Regions from separate parts of the Homo sapiens genome. Here region 1 is linked to region 2. The links are chromatin loops, found by intact Hi-C in ENCODE. Cell type or tissue: psoas muscle. All regions are shown on one strand.

Region 1 (5,000 bases), 250 kb after region 2:
GTACAAATTGATTTATTTAAAACAGTTACAAAAAAGCACAACAAAATAGAGATTATCCTTAGAATTATTAATGCTTTGTTAAAGATCAGGTAGGATTAGAGGGTAAGAAATGGTATTGGGTGGAGGGAGCACCTGACTAGTTCTAAGGCTTTAGATACAATGCAGTTGATTACATATTAATTCAGCCATTACATACTGGGGATAGTAGATGGGGGATCAGTAATTTATCTACAGGGAACTCCTACACAGATCCATCCAGACCTCCCCAGTGCCATCCTTCTCCACTCCTTAGGACCCTAAAGCCACCTGGATGACAACATTCCCATCCTTTCTCCACCCCATTCCCTATCCGTATATTCTTCCCTCGCCTAAGGTGCTGTGCAAGCTGAGAGCAGTCTGCTCTCTGCAGCTGGATCATATACTGTTTTGGCTACAGGGATCCTGTGTGACTAAGAAGGTTGTAGGGGACAGCCTTATTTTAATACTTTAAGTTAGCCATGAGTACAGTCAGTCCCTCCCCCAACACAATCTAGATTCTCTTGAATGCAAGTATCAGTCAAGTGAGGGATCAACCCTGCCTTCAGCAATACCAGCAATGCACTAACCACTCACAGCTCACAACTACGTGCAAACTCCCTGCCCAGGGGGTGGGTGTAAAACCACTGTGTCATCAGCTCACACTCTTTCTCTGAAGAACCTCAGTCCCCATGACAGTCATAAAGACAAATAAATGCTTGCAAGTTTGACAACAGGTAAAGGCACATGGGCTGCTGCCACACACACTGCAGGCAAGAACCCAATTTGAGGCCATCTTCACTGCTGGGCATTTGCAGTGGAATGGCTTTGGGATCACAAAACTTTGAGTTCGCAATCTACCAGGGAGGGATCTAGGTTTAACTGGAGAACTAATAAAGAAACCTTTAGTGTGAAAAGTGCATTTATGACTATTGTTCCTGCTGGGGAGGCAGCAGGGCAAACCGCAACACCTCTCCTCCTTCCGCCCCAGGCACTGTGCATGGTCTGCAGCTAAGGAGAGAGTGCAGTCGACTCTAGCATCTCTGGGGCCAGTGTCATCCTAGGCACAGACCAGGCTTCTGGTCCAAAGATGGATCCTAGAGTTGAAAGAGCAACTGACAGCTGCAAAGACCCAGATGCTTATTTTATTATTGCATAATGTGGGAGACCTTCCCTACCCCAGGAAAGCTGGAGAGTGAAGGCTTCCCAGCAAAGGGCAAACAGGTTCCTGATCGACATCCAACCTAATAAGGTTCAGCTCCTCAACTGTAGTGTACACTTTTGCCCATCTGGAAGGTACTATAGCTTCAGTGTGGTTTAGTAAACTTAGCCTAGGAGGCCAAGATGTCTCCCTAAAACTTAGTCTCTGTCCTATTTACTTTGTTTATAAGACTGTGACCTAACTTCCCATGGCCAATTCAATCGACTAGGTTATCTTTACTCCAATGGACCCAGGCCTTTTCCCAGTCAATCCATGTCCAACCCTTCATCTCCAGCGTGATCACTCAACTCTTCAACATGCCTGCTTGCTGCAGGTTTAAACCACACCACCATCCTGTGCTTCCCCCTAAATCGCCCATGATGCCCGCAGGTAAAAATAAAACTAAACCCCACTTGAGGTGCTATTTCAGCCAAACTTTAAACCCTCTCCGAACTCCAGAATCCACCTAACTGGAGCTGGACGAACTTCACTGGGATGCTGGCATGGGCCCTAATGTGGTTCCCTTCATTTAGTTTTTAAAACAGGATACAAGATACCACAAAGGAAAGAAGTTAATACAACAGAAGACACCACTAGTAGAAACCTGCTTGTTTCTCCCTCAAGATAGTCAGACATTTGGAGCCAGAGGGCTCCCAACAGCACTGAAGCCTTATCCCTTTGGATTTACCAGCCCACCAGCAGCATTTCATACCATCCCTATCGAACATGACTTCGCTATAAAATAACATGGCCTAACACAGGTAAGAATGAACCGGACGCCTACACTTAATCTACATGGCCAAAGACATGGAAGGATAGGGAGCTGTAGAGGACAGCAGGCAGGACAGTGAGCGGACAGCAGCAGTGGCAAAGCAGCGCAGGGCAAAGCCCTTGGTGTTATGACCAACTGGGACCAAGAATATAGAAGGACCAGCCCAGATTGGCTGGGGGCCCTCCCTCAGGTACAAGTACTCAGCTCTGAACTCCCAGAGCCCCTTCCCCCCATGCCACCTCTTCCTCATGTATACTAATCTTGATAGGAATGATTCAAGACTTGGCTTATTATCCATCCATGACTGGGTTCCCCTATTCCCAAATTGGTATACACATTTTTATACAGCGCCAGACAGTCAGCAGTCCTCCTTTCTATTCCTAAGAGCTGGAAATGTCCTACTGCTGACAAGGGACAGGCTCTGGCCCTTGTCAACTGCTCATTCTTAAAAAGTTGGCAACTTCCCACTAAAATACTCGCTAAAAACTGCTCTCATGTCTCCTGCAAACTCAGGAAATTCCTATAAGGAAGAATGGACACACCACAGGTTAGTCATATTTTTCATGCCTGGAGGAAAAGACTAAACTAGAGGTTAAAGGCAAGGGGGAGGCCACAGCTCTGACCGAGATTTAGAGCACAGAGATTCTTTTCCTGGGGACCATATTTTATGACAGATACCTTTGCAGCTCAGCAAAATCAAGTATTAATATGTTATATATGCATGGAACGATATTGTGGTATTACAGGAACTGCTGGTATTGCTTCACCAGCAAGAGACAGCAACAGAAAGGTCAGGGCCCAACTTGCCAGGGTCCTCAAGAATTTCTCTTTCCAGAATTCAGTGGAAGTTACCAGGTTGGAAAGTCACAAGTAGCCCAAGTGGAAGGTGATTTGATCTAAACTAATTGGTCTGTATCTGGTTAGACATAGGTTTGCCCCATAAGGAGAAAGCTCAGCTTGTGTCCTTGCAGACACTGCTTGAGCATCTACTGTGTACATGTCACTAAATTCAGTTGATGAGCCTTCCTATGAGGAAGGACGCTTGTGAGAAACCCATGCAAACAATGAACTCTAGGAATGAGTTGCTCATGAAACAGCCAGAGATGAGGCCTTCTCCCAAGGCCTTCTCATTTGAGGGGATTCCTCAAGACTCAACCCCACAGGCCCCCACTGTAGGAAACAAGCCAGAGAAAGCAGCATTCAGAGAATGGGGGACAGAGAAGGGGAAAGATATGATCCCAAATGCAGTACAAAGTTGGCGTCTGGTTCTGACACAAACCAGATACTGAAGCACTCACGGTCAGGTCAGCAACCTCCTTTGATGGACCCCCAAAAGCTGACTGACCAGGCAAACTGCTTTCAAGGAATGAAAGAGTGGAGGGTAGGGCTTGTAGCAAACAAGCCAGTTTCAGTCACTCTGTTCCCCCAGGAGAACAACCTTTAGCACCTGAACACTAAGAATGACTCCATTCTCAGAACTTCCCCTCCCCCCAGGAGGTAGGTAAGATTATTTATCCCCATTTGGCAGGTGGGGAGGAAGTGAAAGAGCCAGAGGTCACGAGACTTGCCGAAAGTCCTTGACAGAGCAGAGATCAGACCTCAGAGGTTTGGACTCCTGATGCCAGGCCAGGTCTCGGCCAATCCAAGTATACCTTATAAAGGACATGCCAGGATCATAGCCTGGGAGAAGTCTAACCAGAGAGCTGCGTGGACAATACCCTGAGTTGCCTTCAAGAGTCTAAAGACCCCCAAAAAACAAACAAAAAAACTTACCCACCTGAAAGCTAGTGGGGGAGCCTAATTCCCAATACCCAGTGGAACCCCACGGTCTGAGCTGATGCTAAAAGTTGTGAAGAAAATGTGGGATTAAGACATTGGTGGGGGGTAGGGGGGGTGCCAATGCAACCAAGATTGAAAATACTTTTTGCAGAGGAATATACCAACACAAAATGACATCTATTCAGGTACTGAAATGTTATCAAGACTATCCTAGAATCTTAGAGCTGGTGGTGGGAGGGGATGGCTTGGAGGCACCAGAATGCTGGGAGAAGCAGTGGAATAAGACAGGAGGGGCATATGGGACATGTGAAAATGCCATGATGGGCACTGCCCAGCCACGCATTCGCCCTGGCCCAGGGCATAGTTCCCTTCTTGTTTCTTCACCAAGCTGTTTGGCAGTGGAAGTGGAGGGGACATGATTTTGAGATTTTAAAAATAGAGATTATAGCTGAAGGGGAAACCAGAGAGACCCCCTACCCACCAAAAACTAGAGGTCTTGGTCAGAGTGGACAAAACCAACTTTGCAGACAAGGAAAGGCAGTGCAGCTACAAATGAGGCCCAGGTCACGACACCATGCAGCGGTCAGCGCAGCAGGAGGGTGGGGGTGGCGCAGGCACTTGGGCACAACACAGACAAAGGTGGGGGGTCAGTGCCTGGGAAAAAGGGTCTACTAGTTCTAAAGTCACCATTACCAGCAAGATTCTGTGAGATTTCAAAGTGGGTCTGGCATGCTGAGATGGAGGAGCTTTGTTAGGTGAGCTACCTTTCCAGAGGGCCTGCCTAGAACCCAGTCAGCCTGGCTATCAAGTCTTTCTCCCAAAGTCCCCTGACTGAGTCCCTGGCAAGGTAGTACTTCACTCTGAACCCTGAAGGGGCTCTCCCTCCGGGCCCCCGTGCTGCTAGAAGCCTTGTAGGCAGAATGGTGAGGAGAGATGGGGAAGGGCTATGAAGCAGAGGATCAAGCAGAGTCCTGCAGATGAGAGTGCTCCTCCCCCACACACCCAGCCATAGACATCTGGAACAAAATCACCCTTTAAAGTGCGCATCTCTCACAAGAAGGGTTCTGGGTGGGAACCCTCTTATTTCCAACCTTGGGGCCTCCTGCCCTTCTACCACAAAAAAGAAAAAAAACTTCTGACAGTTTAACTGCTACTATAAGCTGTGGATCATCATTTTTGGCTCTTTCTTTACTCCCTCCCTCTGCCATCTGCTCCCAAAGCCTGGACTTTCTC
Region 2 (5,000 bases):
TCAAAGAACTGTGAAAACAGCCCCACTAAACAGTAACCTGCAACCTCTACTGAAAGCTCTCAATGTCTGACACATGTACACACCCGAGATGCAGAGCACTGTCACTTTCTCAAGGCTGCCTGGCAAAAAGACACCAGTTCAGTGCTCCACACAGTCCACACACCCCTCCCCAACCCCCTCCCCAGAGACTTCCTGTCTGATGTGCCGCCCCATGCTCTGCTGAGCTTCCTATTTCTAATTTCACCCAGTCCCTCCTGGTCACCCAATAACTAATACCTGAGGAATTAAGTTAACTAGAGAAGAATAAGGGCTGATCAATAGTACCAACTTCTCGTATGGACATTTCACACAGGAGTGGAGAGAATTATTAACTCAGATGACCGTTCAGTAGAACATAAGGGCATTCGAAGGATGAGGATCTTAAGGGACAGATAAGTCCAGCCACCTGCCCAATGCAGGAATCCCAACTCAGCATCTGCTTAGATGCCTCTATGAGCAGAGAAGTCACTGGCCAATAAGATAACCCTTTCTATTTTGGAACCTCTTTTAAAAATAGTTCTTATAGTGAACTCAAATCTAAGGGACTAAAACCCAGCTGCCCATGCTGAACACCTGGGAGGTACTTCAGCAGAGTGGCTCTGATGTGAGACGGCCTGGGTCTGATCCTAACTCCCTCACTGACAAGCTGGGTGACCTCAGACAAGTTACTTAACCTCCCTGGGCCTCCTTCCTCTCACAACACCAGCACCAGAGGAAGCAGTGTGAGGGAGGAGGAATCACATATAGGAAAAGTGGAGGACAGTGAAGAGACCAGGAGGAAGGGACCAGAGAGAATGGAAGATGCAGAGAGGTATCCTAAGAGTCTCCCACTCAGGAGCCACAAAGTCGATGGGTTCTGCCGCAACTGCCCACATGGGCCCCCATCTTTGGAGCAAGGCTGATGTGCTGCTGGCTGAGGCTGCCCACCTGTAGTCCACCTTCCCATCCTCCGTCACAGCTTTATCTGGCTCTTCCTCCTTCTTGACGCCCATTATATCTCCCAGTTTGGTCCCCGCCAGTTCCCAGTGTTTGTGCTGAGCCTGAAAAGGAAAAAGGTCAGTCTGCTCCATCCTGCCACATGACTGCGAGCAATGGAAAATCAATCCCACGGGAGAGCAGACTTCACCCCGCAGGTGGTAAACTCCCCCAGAGTGCTGGTGGCACCGAGCCACATTCCAATCCTCAAGCCTCCAGCTCTCCCAACACCAGGCCCCGCAGCTGTCGGGCCTAAGGACTTGATAGAGGGGACTCCTAACTTCTATCTGTGGGCCTAGTAAGACTTATGAAGAGAAGAAAAAAGAAAAAAATACACATAAACTTCCCAGCCACGAAACCAAGAAACCAACCTTCTTGCGCTCCTTCTGCTCCCTGTGCTTCCGCACTGTCTGGCTGCCTTTCCGAGCAATGATGGCCAGGTCAGAAGTAGCATCCTTCACTGGAATCACCGGCTCCGGCTGCAGCAGTGGGGAGAAAGAGCGATGCCCGTTAAAATCAGCAAGAAGGCCATGTTCATAAGATCCCTACTTGTGAAAGGGACTGCTACCCTCTCATGGTACAGGGCTATTTTCTCCCTTCTCTTCTTTCTGTCTCCACATCAGGCCTTTTTTGTGTGTGAGACAGAGTCTTGCTCTGTCGCCCAGACTGGAGTGCAGTGGTGTGATCTCTGCTCACTGCAGGTTCTGCCTCCCAGGTTCAAGCAACTCTCCTGCCTCAGCCTCCCGAGTAGCTGAAACTACAGGTGCCTGCCACCACACCCGGCTAATTTTTGTACTTTTGAGACAGGGTTTCACTATATTGCCCAGGCAGGCCTTGAACTCCTGGTATCCAATGATCCACCCTCCTCAGCCTCCCAAAGTGCCGGGATGACAGGCATGAGCCACTGCACCTGGCCCACATCAGGTCTCTCTGAGCTGTCTTGTCCCTGGCCACAGAGGAGCCTCACCTGCTTGGTGAAGACAATGCGCCCATCCAGAAAGGGAGGCACCAGATTGTGCACCATCAGATGCACCTTGGCCGCGTTGTCCTCTTCAAAGTCCTCATCCACCTCCAGCCGATGGACCACCCCACTGGTGAGCATGCGGTTTGTCTCCCAGCGCTCGTTATCCTGTGAGGACACAATGGGAGCCACACTCAAATTGCCACCCCAAAGGTCGTCCTGAAAGGTTATGAGGTAAGTCCACACATCAAGTCCTGACAGAAGGCCACTGGTAGCTGCAAAGATGTCACAGGCCTCTACCCACAGCTCCAAAGACAGAAGAGGTGCTGATCCCAAATCACCTGCAGGAGTTTGTTCCAAGCAGCAGCACCTTTCATCTAAATCAGAACCTCTAGAGGGACACACAAATGGTAAGTGTCCCTAGCCCACATCAGAGACACAAAGAACACAGACCACAGAGGCAGGTCCCAATGCACCTGTTCCCATCAACAGTACTTCCCCTCAAGGAAGTACTGCAAAAGAGAGAAGTACGAGCCGGGGCTTTCCTTAAGCTACTAAAAGGCTCATCACCCACTCCTCTTCCACCTCCAGAGGATCTGGGCTTCTCGGCAATCAGGGGACAAGCTGTGCTGCCCTCACTTGGGGATAACCTGCTGCTTCCCCACGTGCTCTACCTCCAGCTCTGAATCTGCTCCAACTTCTGCAGGCAGCCTCACCTCATTGATCTGTCTCCGCTGAGCTGAAATGCGCTTCTGCTTCTGTTTATGCAGGTGCTGCTCCCGCCTCCTCACGTAGTCCTCGGAGGAGTAGGCCAGCGGGTTGTGGAACTCGTCATAGCCCTCGTCCATCATGTACCAATCCCGATCGGCTTGCTGCAGGGCAGGAGGCAAAGCAAGGGAGTGAGGGACAGATCAAGTTTATGCACGAGACATGGCCAACAGAAGAAGGGACGCTTGGTAGGAAGTCACTACTGCAGTGGAGCTACCCTTGTGAGGGGTGCAGGAGAGGCCTCCCTGCAGACACATGCCATCTGGAGGAGAACCACAGTGGGCAACTACACAGGACTGGAGGGCAGCCCATCACGATAGCACTTCTTAGATTTACCACATGGTGGCACCAACACATAACAGAACAGTTAGGTCAGCCTACTGCAGTGAGTGACAGGGTTCACCGTGCCGTCTATGCCTCTGCAAAGAGACTCCAGGGCATTGGGTCTGAACAGGGCTCAGGTGTACCCTCATCAAAGCCCAGTCCTGCTAGAGGGTCACCCATCTACAGACGGCCACCAGCCCCGATCAGCCCCTCAGAGGTATAAAACTTTACCCTCTGGTCATCTTCCCACTGCTGCCGCTCCTCCTCCGTGTCAAATGAAATTCCTTCTTCGCCCTCCTCACGTCTTCCTGGAGGAGCACAGGAAGCAGGTCAGTCCATGCCCTGGCCTGTCCCCAGCGGCCCCAGACAGATCTGCAGGGCCATGCAGCTCCAGAAGGGCAGCCCCTGCTCATCCTCGCTAGGGCAAGCAAGCCTGCTCTTCTGCCTGCTGCCCCACAGGCCTCACCTCGGCCCCTGGACAGACGCGGGGTGGACCCCAAGTGTCTTCTGTCATCGGCCCACTCGTTATATTTGTAGGAGGGAGTTGGCAGAGGCGTGTCATCCGAGTACTTGCCCCTCACAGACCTGGGAACAGCAGCACCAGCATCACAAAACTGTCACTGAGCTAAGCCACGTCCTCCTGGCCACCATCTGCTCTCCCTGCCGAGGCTCCTTACCGCCCACCCAGCGAAACTGGGCTGCTCTGCCCAGAACATCACCTGTCTCGATCTCGAGTGGACAGCCGATGGCTCCGCTCAGAATCCCGATAGGAAGGCGTCGGGGAGGGCGATTCCCACTGTGAGCGCCTTGAGGAGCCATAGCCACTGTCCTCTTCCTCCCAGGTAGACCTTGAAGGGGTGGCTGCATCTGGGCCACAAAAGACACATCCACAGGAAACATCTCACTTAACCATGACATGGTCTAGAACCAGTTGCCAAAAGTCAATTCCCCAAATTTACTCCTTTTACTATTTCTAAACCTTGCATGTATCTATAACGGTTAAGATCGGTTTTGACAGTTTTTAAAGATATCTCAATTTTTAATGGTCCAGGATGTATTTTTCCTTTTTTTCTTTTTTTGAGACAAAGTCTTGCTCTGTCGCCCAGGCTGGAGTACAGTGGTGTGATCTTGGCTCACTGCAACCTCTGCCTCCCGGGTACAAGTGATTCTCCTGCCTCAGCCTACCGAATAGCTGGGATTATAGGTACCCACCACCACCCCAGGCTAATTTTTGTATTTTTAGTAGGGATGGGGTTTCACCATGTTGGCCAGGCTGGTCTCGAACTCCTGACCTCAAGTAATCTGCCTGCCTCAGCCTCCCAAAGTACTGGGATTACAGGTATGAGCCACTGCACCTAGCCAATGGTCCAGTTTGCATTCTGTGTTTATGACAACATTTTAAGGGATATTTACTTTATCTCTACAAACACACCCTTCTTGGATATAAGTAGTTCTTTTTAATAAACACTTCTTCTACCTCCAGCTCCCTATTCTTTCCTACCATTTGGAAAACTGGCCATTCAGCAAACCAGCCTCTCACCTTACAGGAACCATATCCACCCCAAGTGCAGAGCTGTGCCCACCTGACTCAGAACCAACTATCCCAAGATGTTCATGGTAGAATCGGGAATTCTGACTCAATGCCTCAGCAATCTCACTGAAGACGAGAGTCACTCACTCTGCCTTTTATACACTTGAATCCTCACAAGCCACCAAAACAGTGAGTCTACCTTTAGGTCGATGTCGTGGGCTCTCGGGTTCATTTCTTCTGCTGCTACGCTCTGACCCTCCATCTCGCTCTGATCTGCTGCTGTGCCTACTTCTATCCCGCTCATCTATGAAGAGTCACACGAAGCTTAAAAACATGCATCCCATCCTAAGGTATACACATCTTCACCCTAGAGAAAGGACAGGCTGCCCACTCACTCACAGG

What was found. Peaks named below come from ENCODE experiments on the same cell type or tissue, not always from the same donor. Only the 100,000 strongest peaks of a DNase experiment are listed, where the experiment ranks them.
Region 1: a loop joins it to region 2, with 2.6 times the contacts of the local background. A loop is called at or near these places in 4 of 110 quality-filtered maps.

The regions. Positions count from the first base shown.
Region 1 is chr16:71,852,132-71,857,131 of GRCh38, reverse strand. It overlaps ATXN1L (ataxin 1 like), which reads right to left. Exons shown (of 3, transcript NM_001137675.4): 3 at 1-5,000. Among named protein-coding and RNA genes, the nearest start is that of ATXN1L, 8.7 kb to the right of the region's middle. RefSeq lists enhancers at 1,144-1,193, 3,694-3,833. In psoas muscle, no CTCF peak of the experiment used is centred here; no DNase peak of the experiment used is centred here; H3K27ac peaks cover 1,745 bases.
Region 2 is chr16:72,097,579-72,102,578 of GRCh38, reverse strand. DHX38 (DEAH-box helicase 38) reads right to left here. Exons shown (of 27, transcript NM_014003.4): 4 at 4,798-4,902; 5 at 3,787-3,934; 6 at 3,534-3,652; 7 at 3,299-3,375; 8 at 2,692-2,847; 9 at 1,982-2,143; 10 at 1,386-1,493; 11 at 967-1,079. Among named protein-coding and RNA genes, the nearest start is that of DHX38, 6.2 kb to the right of the region's middle. RefSeq lists an enhancer at 3,077-3,577. In psoas muscle, a CTCF peak has its summit at 3,071 (motif pointing right); a DNase peak (open chromatin) is centred at 3,118.